Linked DNA regions of Homo sapiens: region 1 is linked to region 2. Evidence: chromatin contacts called from ENCODE Hi-C or POLR2A ChIA-PET data. All regions are on one chromosome and are shown on one strand. Each heading gives the region's core, a stretch centred on a gene start or an enhancer-like site at or near the end of the contact. The rest is flanking DNA. Distances are from core to core; before and after follow the strand shown. Region 1 holds the start of ECHDC2 (enoyl-CoA hydratase domain containing 2). Region 2 holds the start of FAF1 (Fas associated factor 1).

The links. A loop is a pair of places that touch in the nucleus more often than their neighbours do. ChIA-PET counts read pairs that join two places held with the same protein, here RNA polymerase II (POLR2A). Pooled maps may share reads with other maps.
Region 1: a pooled map shows a loop between it and region 2 (11-fold over the local background). The contact joins the promoter of ECHDC2 here to the promoter of FAF1 in region 2. A Hi-C loop is called at or near these places in 1 of 168 maps with a recorded cell type or tissue (ovary) and 7 of 50 pooled maps. POLR2A ChIA-PET finds 5 or more read pairs at or near these places in 1 of 52 experiments (activated CD8-positive, alpha-beta T cell).

Annotation. Positions count from the first base shown.
Region 1 is chr1:52,920,348-52,925,988 of GRCh38, forward strand. It overlaps ECHDC2 (enoyl-CoA hydratase domain containing 2), which reads right to left and starts at 1,393. Exons shown (of 10, transcript NM_001198961.2): 1 at 1,206-1,393. The coding sequence starts at 1,326. It also overlaps the pseudogene LOC112268226 and the pseudogene LOC100652967. RefSeq lists an enhancer at 1,096-1,778 and silencers at 1,113-1,291, 1,140-1,369.
Region 2 is chr1:50,957,367-50,962,973 of GRCh38, forward strand. FAF1 (Fas associated factor 1) reads right to left here and starts at 2,901. Exons shown (of 19, transcript NM_007051.3): 1 at 2,401-2,901. The coding sequence starts at 2,445. It also overlaps a transcript of CDKN2C not described here. RefSeq lists an enhancer at 2,188-2,237 and silencers at 2,548-2,597, 2,708-2,867.

The DNA of each region.
Region 1 (5,641 bases), core at 143-2,642, 2.0 Mb after region 2:
TTGTTGTCAAGCCGGTAAAAAGGAAGCAATACTGCTGGGGAAGGGGCGGCAGGCGCCATGTCCGGCCACGAAGGTGGCAAGAAGCCACTGAAACAGCCCAAGAATGCAGGCCAAGGAGATGGACGAGGAAGATAAGGCTTTCAAGCAGAAACAAAAAGAGGAGCAGAAGAAACTCGAGGAGCTAAAATGGAAGGCCACGGGGAAGGGGCCCTTGGCCACAAGTGGAATTAAGAAATCTGGCAAAAAGTAAGCTGTTCCCTGTGCCTAAGGAGATGGTGACCCTTTATTTCATCAGTATTTAAACCTCTCTATTCCCTGCCATAACATCTTTTGCCACCTATGGCTGGAATTAAGTGTTGTCTTGGAGCTGTTGTACATTTAAGAATAAACTTTTGTTAAAAAAAAAAAAGAAGCAATACAACGAAATGTACAGTACAATGCCATCTGTGTATCAAATGCAGGAGACAGGGGATGAGATGCGGGGAGGAGACCCAAGGCAGGAGAAGCGCCTAGCCCTGATGGTTACCAGCAGAGGACTGAGGAGCGTTATCAGCACCACTGAATGCTCCAGAAGTTCAAACAACAACAACAACAAAAACGCAACACGCGATCAGAGGCGTTTTCTGCCAGTGACCCGCGAACTTTGCCCCCCACCCCTCGTCCCCGCTCCATACTATCCTTGATCTTGGCCAAAAGGCGGAGAAACAGCGAACTTTTCCCTGGAGCCAGAAGGACGCAAAGGTTCGCTAGCGGCCCAGGGCGGGCGCGCGGCTGGAGAGGCACCCTCCTCACTCTGCCCGCTGCCGCACTGGGCACTGGGACTGGCTCCGCTGCCTCCGCCCCCGAACCGGGCCAGGACCCTTGGCGGGGGAGGGGAACGCGCACTTAAACGCTCCTGGCCTGGGGGCCGCGGGGCCCAGTCCTACCCGTGCGGACCCCGCTCCCCCTTCCACACAGTCGGAAGACCCCAAAGGGCCTTTGAAGAGACCGAGGTTGCCAGAGGCCCCCCGCCCCCAGCTAGAGTCTGGAGCCACTAAGGCGGCCGCCCACCTCTCAGGCCTGGAGCGGTTTGGGGCGCCTAGAACTGGGAGGGAGGGACTGGGGATCGAATCCTTCAACGCACTGAGCGGCCCACCTGCCGGTCCCCCGCTGCCTCCGGCCTAGTCCCAGTCGCGTCATGCGCCGCCCCGGAACTGCACATTTACCTTGGTCCGGACCCGCCAGGGCGCGCACTTGGATCTCTGAGCCCCCGGCCGCCCCGTCGGAAGCGCAGCCGCGGGCCCGAAGGGGCCTCCAGGGGCGCAGGAGGCACAGAACGCGCAGCATCGGGGCGCAGGCTGGGAGTGAAGGTGCTTCTCCGGCCCTGCACCGTCTCGGCTCCCGCTGAGAGCTCGCAGTTCCGGCGTCGGGCGAAGCCTTCGCCAATTGCTCCACCTATGGGCCAAGCGTCTGTTGCCTCCTTCCGCACCTCCCGGGGACAGGGAGACTTGAGCGGAGGAGGTCGGGGGAAGCCCAGCTCCTCTGTGTGATTTGGTGTAACTCTGTCAACCTCCCAGCGTCAGTGTTTTAATCCTGTAAAATGGGGATAATAGTGACTACCCCGTGGTGGTGTGAAGATTAAATGGGGTGTGTGAACCTTGCTTGCACATATGCTCAATTTCATTTTTTAAATGAAATGACATTTAATGAGTCCCTTGAGCGTGTCTACACTTGCGAACCTCACTGCTTCACCTCCCATTTGCGCCTCACTTTTTTTTTTTTTTTTTTTTTTTGAGACGGAGTCTCGCTGTGTCGCCCAGGTTGGAGTGCTGTGCCTTGATCTTGGCTCACTGTAACCTCCGCCTCCGGGTTCAAGCGATTCTCCTGCCTCAACCTCCCAAGTAGCTGGGATTACAGGGACGCGCCACCACGCCCAACTAATTTTTTTTGTATTTTTAGTAGAGGCAGGGTTTCACCATGACGAAACCCTGTCTCTGTTAAACATTCAAAAAAATTAGCTGGGCGTGGTGGCGGGCGCCTGTAATCCCAGCTACTTGGGAGGCTGAGGCAGGAGAATCACTTGAACTCGGAAGGCACAGGTTCAGTGAGCTGAGATCGCGCCACTGCACTCCAGGCTGGGCAATGAGCGAAACTGCGTCCCAAAAAAAAAAATTATTCTCTTAAACACAGTATATACAAAGCACTCTCACATTGCTGATGTGAATGTCTTTAAATGAAAAGCAACTGGTAATTTATATCAAAATTATAAATGCACAAGCTCATTGCCCCAGAAATTCCAATTTTAGAAATTTAACCTACAGATAAATCCACACAGCTGTGAAATGACACGTGTTCATGGCTGTACATTGCAGCATTGTTTATAATAGCAAAAGACTGGAAGCACATGGTGCTGTCATGTGCTTCTGGTGAGGCCTCAGGAAGCTTACAATCATGGCTGAAGGTGACAGGGATCCAGCATGTCACATGGCGAGAATAGGAACAAGAAAATTAGGTGGGGAGGTCCCAGTTTATCGCCAAGGGGATGGTGCTAAACCATTCACAAGGGATCTGTCCCCATGATCCAGTCACCTCCCAACAGGGCCCACCTCCAACATTGGGAATCATATTTCAACGTGAGATTTGGAGGGATCCAACACCCAAACTATATCACAGTCTCAATATCCATCAATAGAGGGTTGGTTAAATAAATTATGGGGCTGTGTGTGGTGGCTCACCCTATTATTCCAACACTTTGGAAGGCCAAGGCAGGTAGGTCCCTGGAAGCCAGGAGTTTGAAACCAGCCTGGGAAATATAGCAAGCCCCTATCTCTACTTAAAAAAAAAAAAAAGGTACATCAATAATCTGAATACTATGCAGCTATAACAAAACACAGGAAACTGTTTATGCATTGATATGAAACAATCTTCAAAATCTATTGGTATATGAAACAAGTCAAAATGCAGAATAGTGTGTAAAGAAAGCTAAAATTTGGCCGGGTCTGGTGGCTCATGCTCATGAACCTAGCACTTTGGGAGGCCGAGACAGGAGGATTGCTTGAGGCCAGGAGTTCAAGACCAACCTAGCCAACATAGCAAAACCCCACCTCTATTGAAAGAAATAATAAAGAAAACAAAAATTTGTGTTAACAAGGGGGATAAGAGTATGCATGTGTATATTTGATTGTATTTACATAAAACATCTTTGGAAGGATAGGGAAGAAGAACCGAGAGGCTGGGAATAAGGGTAAGAGAGACAAGTTTTACGGTTTGACCTGTTATACGTTTTTGGACACAGGATGTTGTTGTTGCCCAGATTGGAGTGCAGTGGCAGTATCTTGGCTCACTGCAGCTTCTGCCTCCCGGGCTCAGGTGATCCTTCCACCTCACCCTCCTGAGTAGCTGGGACCACAGGTACATGCCACAACATTGGCTAATTTTTGTATTTCTTGTAGAGACGGGGTTTTGCCATGTTGCCAAGGTTGGTCTCGAACTCCTGAGCTCAGGCGATTTGTCCACCTTGGCCTTCCAAAGTGCTGGGATTACAGGTGTGAACCACCATGCCTGGCCCCTTTTATACTTTTTGAATCTTGATTTTTGTTTTAAGTATAACTTACTCAAAATAAATAATGAAAATGAAAACAAAGCACAATAACAAAAATTAAAAACATGCCTTAGCAAAAATAAAACTAATATATACACAAAATCAAAACATACAAACTAGCCAGGCCCGGTGGCTCATGCCTGTAATCCCAGCACTTTAGGAGGCTGAGGTGGGTGGGTCACCTGAGGTCAGGAGTTCAAGACCAGCCTGGCCAACATGGTGAAACCCTGTCTCTACTAAAAATACAAAAATTAGCCAGGCGTGGTTGTGGGCAGCTGTAATCCCAGCTACTCAGGAGGCTGAGGTGCAAGAATCGCTTGAACCCAGGAGGTGGAGGTTGTAGTGAGCTGAGATCACACCACTGCACTCCAACCTGGGCAACAGAGTGAGATTCTGTCTTAAAAAAAAAAAAGAAGCAAAAACAAAACATACAAACTATAATTGGGTATAAGATTAAAAGAAAAACCTTCCCTCCTCCATATTCCATGCATTTATTGTATTCTATTTTATTGAGACAGGGTCTCACTCTGTTGCCCACATTGGAGTACAGTGGTGCAGTCAGTTCACTACAACCTCAGACTCCTGGGCTCAGGGGATCCTCCCGTCTCAGCCTTCCGAGTAGCTGGGACTACAGGAGTGGGCCACCACACTTGGCTCATTGTTAAATTTTTTGTAGAGACAGAGGTCTCCCTATGTTGCCAGGCTGGTCTCAAACACCTGGCCTCAAGTGATCCTCCCACCTCAGCCTCCCAAAGTGCTGGGATTACAGGTGTGAGCCCCCATGCCTGGCATCCACCCATTTAAAAAGATTTTTCTTGTTTTTTCTTCTTTTTTTTTAGAGATAGGGAGCTATGTTGCCCAGGTTGGTCTTGAATTCTTGGGCTCAATCAATCCTCCCATTTTGGCCTCCCAAAGTGCTGGGATTACAGGCATGAGCCACTGTGCCTCGCTGCTTTTTGTCTTTTTGTATTAACAGAAAAGGTCTCACTATGCTGTCCAGGCTGGAGTGCAGTGGCTATTCACAGGCATAATCGTAGCTCACTGCAGCCTTGAACTCCTGGACTCAAGCAGCCTTTCTGCCTCAGCTCCTCAAGTAGATGGGATTACAGTCTCGTACCACCACACCCAGCTTAAAATGATATTTATTGTATTTTATCTGGCATTTCTGGGTGTTTTTTTTTGGTATACTTATTCATGCCACAAAGTAAGTGGTACTTATATAAGTGTACAGTGATTTTCCAGGTTCCTTTCTAACATAGCTTGCTTAAATTCACAGGTCGACTAATGTTTCATTTCATGTGCATGCTAAGTGAAGCTGGTTAGTGATGACCATAAGCAGGTGGAGAAGCTTTCAATATTTTACTTATTTTATCAGTACTCCTGATTTTATAAATGATGAGGCTCATTAACCCCATTCCTACTCAAATCTCCTGATAAACTTGGTTATAATAGGGCTTCATGGGGATCCAAACATTTTTAATAATGTTTTGAAGCATCTTGGTGTGGGACAAACAGCTCAGGCTACCCCAGAGCCCCACATCCAATGACTTAGAAAAGTCTGTGTTTTATAGTGGGAAAAGTTTGGATTATTTAGTCCTTCACATTGGAAAGGGAAGTGTTTTTTCTCAGTCTTTTCGGTATTAACAAATACCTTTTATATTACTATCTATCCCCTCTGCCCTCTATGGACTCTTATTTTGAAAGCAATATCCAGTGGACAGCCAGGATTTGTTACATAACAATTAATCTTGACCTTAGGACTTGTTGTTCTATTAGGTTGGTAACTTTGTCTGATCCACCAATCATATTGCTGTCTTGTCAGTCCATCAGTTTCAAGAAACAACTGTACATGTCAGTGCCCTGATTTGTGTTTGTTTTTCTTTTTTTTTTTTTTTTGTTTCGTTTTGGTTTTTTAGAGACGTGGTCTTGGTATGTTGCCCAGGCTGGAGTGCAGTGGCTATTCAGAGGTGTAATCATAGCACATTTGTAGCCTTGAATTCCCAGGCTCAAGTGATCTTTCTGCCGAAGCCTCCTGAGCAGATGGGAGGCGTGCATCACTGA
Region 2 (5,607 bases), core at 1,651-4,150:
TTTGAGACAGAGTCTCGCTCTGTCGCCCAGGCTAGAGTACAGTGGCGCAATCTCAGCTCGCTGCAAGCTCCGCCTCCCAGGTTCACGCCATTCTCCTGCCTCAGCCTCCCGAGTAGCTGGGACTACAGGCGCCCGCCACCTCGACCGGCTAATTTTTTGTATTTTTTTAGTAGAGACCGGGTTTCGCCATGTTCACCAGGATGGTCTTGATCTCCTGACCTCGTGATCCGCCCCCTCAGCCTCCCAAAGTACTGGGATTACAGGCCTGAGCCACCATGCCCGGCCGAAATTTTCATTTTCATTTCCAAACCAAAATCCCTGGAAAATCTTGCTTTGCCTGAGTACAAGAAGCCTAAATTTCCTGTCCTTTAGCCAATATAAGGTTAACAGTTAAGCATAATAATTGTCACACACAAAAAATAGAAAGCAGATGCAAGTTATTAGAGATAAAAAGGTAAAATTAAAACAAAGTTATAATTACTTTATAAAGTTTTTAATGAGGGAAATCAGAAGACAATTTTGTAACACGGTAAAACTACACCTTGAAATATAGAGTCCTTTTTCAAACAGTGCATTCCACATTAGATAAAAAATGGAACTGGAGAACAAAAACAAAACAAAAAGACGATGATGAAAAACTTAGGCAGGGCTGGGTGTTGGAGCTTACACCTGTATTCCCAACACTTTCGGAGCCTGAGGTGGGTAGATCACTTGAGCCCAGGAGTTCAAGACCAGCCTGGGCAACATGGCAAGGCCCATCTCTAAAAAATTTAATTAATTAATTAATTGAAAAATTTTTTAAAATGTAGGCAGGCAAAAAGCCTCAGGCCAATCCTAAACCTACAAAACATCAAAATCTTATGGTCAACTTTTATTATAAGGACACTCCTTTATTAGTTTGGAGGTTATGGTTTAATCAAACTGTAGATATATGCATATTCCTAATACCTGTATATCAGATTTCACTGGGTAACCAAAACAGCAAACTCTGAAAATGGTTATCTGAACGTTAATTTGTAAAAATAAGGGCCGGGAGCAGTGTGGCTCACGCCTGTAATCCCAGCACTTTGGGAGGCCGAGGAGGGTGGATCACGAGGTCAGGAGATCAAGACCATCCTGACTAACACGGCGAAACCCTGTCTCTACTAAAAATACAAAAATATTAGCCAGGCGTGGTGGCCGGCGCCTGTAGTCCCAGCTACTCGGGAGGCTGAGGCAGGAGAATGGCGTGAACCTGGGAGGCGGAGCTTGCAATGAGCCGAGATCGCGCCACTGCACTCCAGCCTGGGCGACAGAGCGAGACTCCGTCTCAAAAAAAAAAAAAAATTAATTAATTTTAAAAAAAATAAGGAACTTAATAGAACAGAGAGAGAGAAAAGCCCAACAAAATTTCAGCAAGGAAAAATACTGCCTACTAAGCTAGTGTTAGAACCTGTGCAATGTGAGTATTAAAAAAGAGGGAAAAGTCTGCCTATACTTGACAGTAGCTTCTAAGTTGATGCCAAAATGGCCAAAAATATCTCACTAAAATAATTCCTTCACCAAACATCAAAAGGCAAAGGTAGCACTCACAGGATATTAGTTCTAGCTCCAAGTCTTTCACAATGCATACAGTTCTACTTTCAAAGGGCCTTCCTAAGATACTTACATGTCAGTGGCACTACGACTGGGTTTATTAAGAGAACAGCCTTTACTTATCCTTTAAAGTATTCCTGGAGAAAGGACACCAACCAAGCAATTCAAGTCTGTAGGGGAGGGGAATCCGCAAATATGAATAGGTAATTTATTAAGCTTGTGAATTCATTGCAGAGATACTCTGGAATATATAGTCTTATCTGTCTCCTTGTTATCTTCTTACCCTCCAAAGATTCCAATTAGGCAAAGTCTCAAATGTTTACTCCTCTTTGAAAAGGACCTCAGTACCCCATTGTCATTGCCCTCGCCATCTCATCATTCTGCTTTTTTACTCTTCCCTTAATACAATATAAATACACCACGCCCATAACACCACACGCTCCACGCTCACACTCCATACATCTCTCCCCACAGAACCACCCAAAACATCCCATACTTAATGGTCCAACACCAATTAAAACAAAAACTCTACACGTCCCCCCATATAATACAGGAAACACTACACATTCCACACACATTGTAACCCAAGTCATTAATACCTCCAATCCCATTCAACCCGTACTTAACACATTCTACACACTCATGATAGCATATAAATTATACGCTTCTCCATAGCTCGCCACACACACACACACACGCCACGCACCGTATAAAAGCCTAAATGACACACCACTGCAGCGTTCAAACGCTGGGAAGAAGACTCCCTTGTGGCACCGGAAACCCACGAGGTTGGAAGTGGGAGGGGAAGAGGGCCAGATACTTCACCTGAAAATCCGCCAGGATCATCTCCCGGTCCATGTTGGACGCCATGGCGGCCGCCGAGTTCCGCGGCTCCGGGAGCGAAGCGCGCACCTGGGAGGCAGACGGCACCTCCTGCGACCGTCGCCGCCACCGCCGCCGCCGCCGCCGGGCGCCGAGGGGCTGGCGGGCGAGCCGGCGGGCGGGTCGGCGGGCCAGCGGGCGGGGCAGCGCGGGAAGCGCTAGGCGCTCATGCACTCGGTAACCTTCAGGCGCCCCGGCCGCCCGCCTGCAACCTGCGGAGCCCGCGTCGCAGCAGCCCGGACAGGAAGATTGGTCTGGATGTGGGTCCGGTCTTACAGTCGCGGGCCAGGATGAGGGCAGGTTGCGACAGCGCGCACCCGGATACCTTCAGCGGCGTTAAGCCCGGCGGGGGCGGGGAAACCGAGCGAGCGAGCGGGCGGGCGAACGCCGCGGCCGCCTCCGCCTCCTCCGCTTCCTCCCTGGCCGCCGCCTCCGCCCCTGGTTGGCCAGCGCCACGGCTGTCGCACATTTTGCCTGTCATCGAGGTCGCAAAGCGCCGCTTTGCGGCTCCACGTGACCACCCTCCTGTCAAGCGCTGAGCGCGCGACTACCCGGCCAGGATCTCTGCGCTGGCGGCAGAGACTGCAACCTGCAGCTGCGGAAGCTTCAAGTCTCGCAACAGGTTATTCCAGTTTGGATTTAAGCAAAGGCCTCAGGATAGCGCCTCCCCCTAGCTGAGGCGGGGACCAGATTGTGCACCTCACGTGGTTAGTCACACAAATACACACCACCCTCACAAACCAACTAAACACACTGTTACAACTCGTCTAACAAACAGCATTTCAGAAATATATGTTTTTCTCTACAATGTTTCAGCAAAATACAGCTTCATATAGTCTCTCACGCTCAACCTGTCAAAACCGAATCCACACTGTCACACCCAGTCCCAAGCTCCCTGACGTCTGCATCCTCAGACTCCGTAACACAGAAGTAACCAGACTGCCATGGTAGACATGGGAGAGACGAGGAAGCTGAGAAAGGTAAAAATCTCGTTCCAGAGAAGAGGAGGAGCATTTTTTTTAATTGATAAGGTAGTTATGAGAAATAACAACCTCGAGTTAATAGGGTTGCTCCAAAGGGGGAAAAAAGGGAAAACCTTTCTACTGCTGCAGTTATATTTGTTTTTTTAAGCTGAGACATCTTACAAATGGGATAAAACTTGAATCCAGCTTTGAATATAGTCAGTCTATTTTTATTTATTTATTTATTTATTTATTTATTTATTATTTTGAGACGGAGTCTCGCACTGTGGCCCGGGCTGGAGTGCAGTGGCGCGATCTCGGCTCGCTGCGACCTCCGCTTTCTGGGTTCAAGCGATTCTCCTGCCTCAGCCTCCATAGTAGCTGGGATTACAGGCTCCCGCCACCAAGCCCGGCTAAGTTTTTTTTGTATTTTTAGTAGAGACGGGGTTTCACTATGTTGGGCAAGCTGATCTCGAACTCCTGTCCTCGTGATCCGCCCTCCTCGGCCTCCCAAAGTGTTGGGATTACAGGCGTGAGCCACTGCACCCGGCCTATTCATTTTCATAAGAAATTATTTTGGAATATTCACCAAATATTGAAAGTTTCAACCCATGGTCAGAAATTGACAACCTCTGTAACTAAAACAGCCAAAGACTATGTACAATGAAGTGTGACAGTTTGTAATTGTCGTCCAGGTTAGAGAAAGTGTGACAGTGGAAGTTGTTCATCCTTGACTTGGGAAAATATCAGCTTCTGGATTGTCATGGGGCATTTACTTGCTTTGGAAAGTATGTAAAAGCTTGAAAATGTGAAGTAAGATTGCTGATTTTATCCTGTAGAGCTAAAATAACTAGTGAAATCATCATGTAGCATGAAGGCCTAGGCTTCCCTTAAGAACTTTTTAAACTTGTATCATTTATTTACTTTTTTAGAGACAGGGCCTCACTATGTTGCCCAGGCTGGCTTCCAACTCCTGTGCTCAAGCCATCCTCCCACCTCAGCCTCCTGAGAGTGGGGATTACAGGTGTGAGCCATACCACCACACCCAGCAAGGCCTAGGCTCCATAAACTGGGAATATATTCATGAGAAATCAGAAATATGACCTAATTGTTCAGTTTCACTGAATATAAAGAAGTGCACTGTATTATGATCTGAGTTTATTCTGTGTGTTTCCTTAAATGAAAATAGGCTGGCCTACAGTTCTTAAGTACTAATCTGTGTTTAGACCAGAATTAGCTAGATAATAGAACCCTCCACAGTCACATGAATCAAAATGTCTTGCTTAATTTTCAGCCGTAAGAAAATAATTCCATGGCCAGGGCAGTGGCTTATGCCTATAATCCCAACACTTTGGGAGGCCGAGGCAGGCAGATCACTTGAGGTCAGGAGTTCAAGACCAGCCTGGCCAACATAGTGAAATCCCATCTCTGCTAAAAATAATACAAAAATTAGCTGGGCATGGTGGCATATGCCTGTAGTCCCAGCTACTAGGGAGGCTGAGGGAGGAGAATCACCTGAACCTGGGAGGTGGAGGTTGCAGTGTGAACCAAGATCACACTACTGCACCCCAGCCTGGGTGACAGAGTAAAACTGTTTCAAAATAAATAAATAAATATTTTTTTAAAAAGAAAGTAATTCCAAAAGTCAGCACAAATGTGAATCATGAGGCAAAACACAGCACCAATAATATAAATGTGGCAATTCAGTTGCCCCATTCATATAGGCCACCCTCAGTATAAGGCAGGTGAATAATTGTTTCTAGTTATATGGCCAAGGATTAATGCAGTCCTAAAAAGTTGAGAGTTTTTCTCTGTAATGATGCGTGTGTACCTCAGAACCCATTCAAATCCCATGTTGCTCCCTTTTTCTTTCCTTTCTCTCCATCTGGAAATTAAAACAATGTGGTATGTAGAACAATGGGATGAACACACTAGACATTCAGGCATATATTAGTACTGCTTTTCCAAATAATTAGCTGAGGGAACTTGGATGAGTCATTTAATCTCTCTGACTTCAGCTACTCACAGGACTATTTCCTCTGATAAATGAAAAAACAATTATGAAAATGCATGGAAAATATAAAATATTGGTATCACACTAACATAAATTTAATAGTCAATAATTGTGGTTTGAGTTCTAACTCTGCTCTTTAACAAAGGCTCTCTGGTTCTATTTCTTTATCTCTAA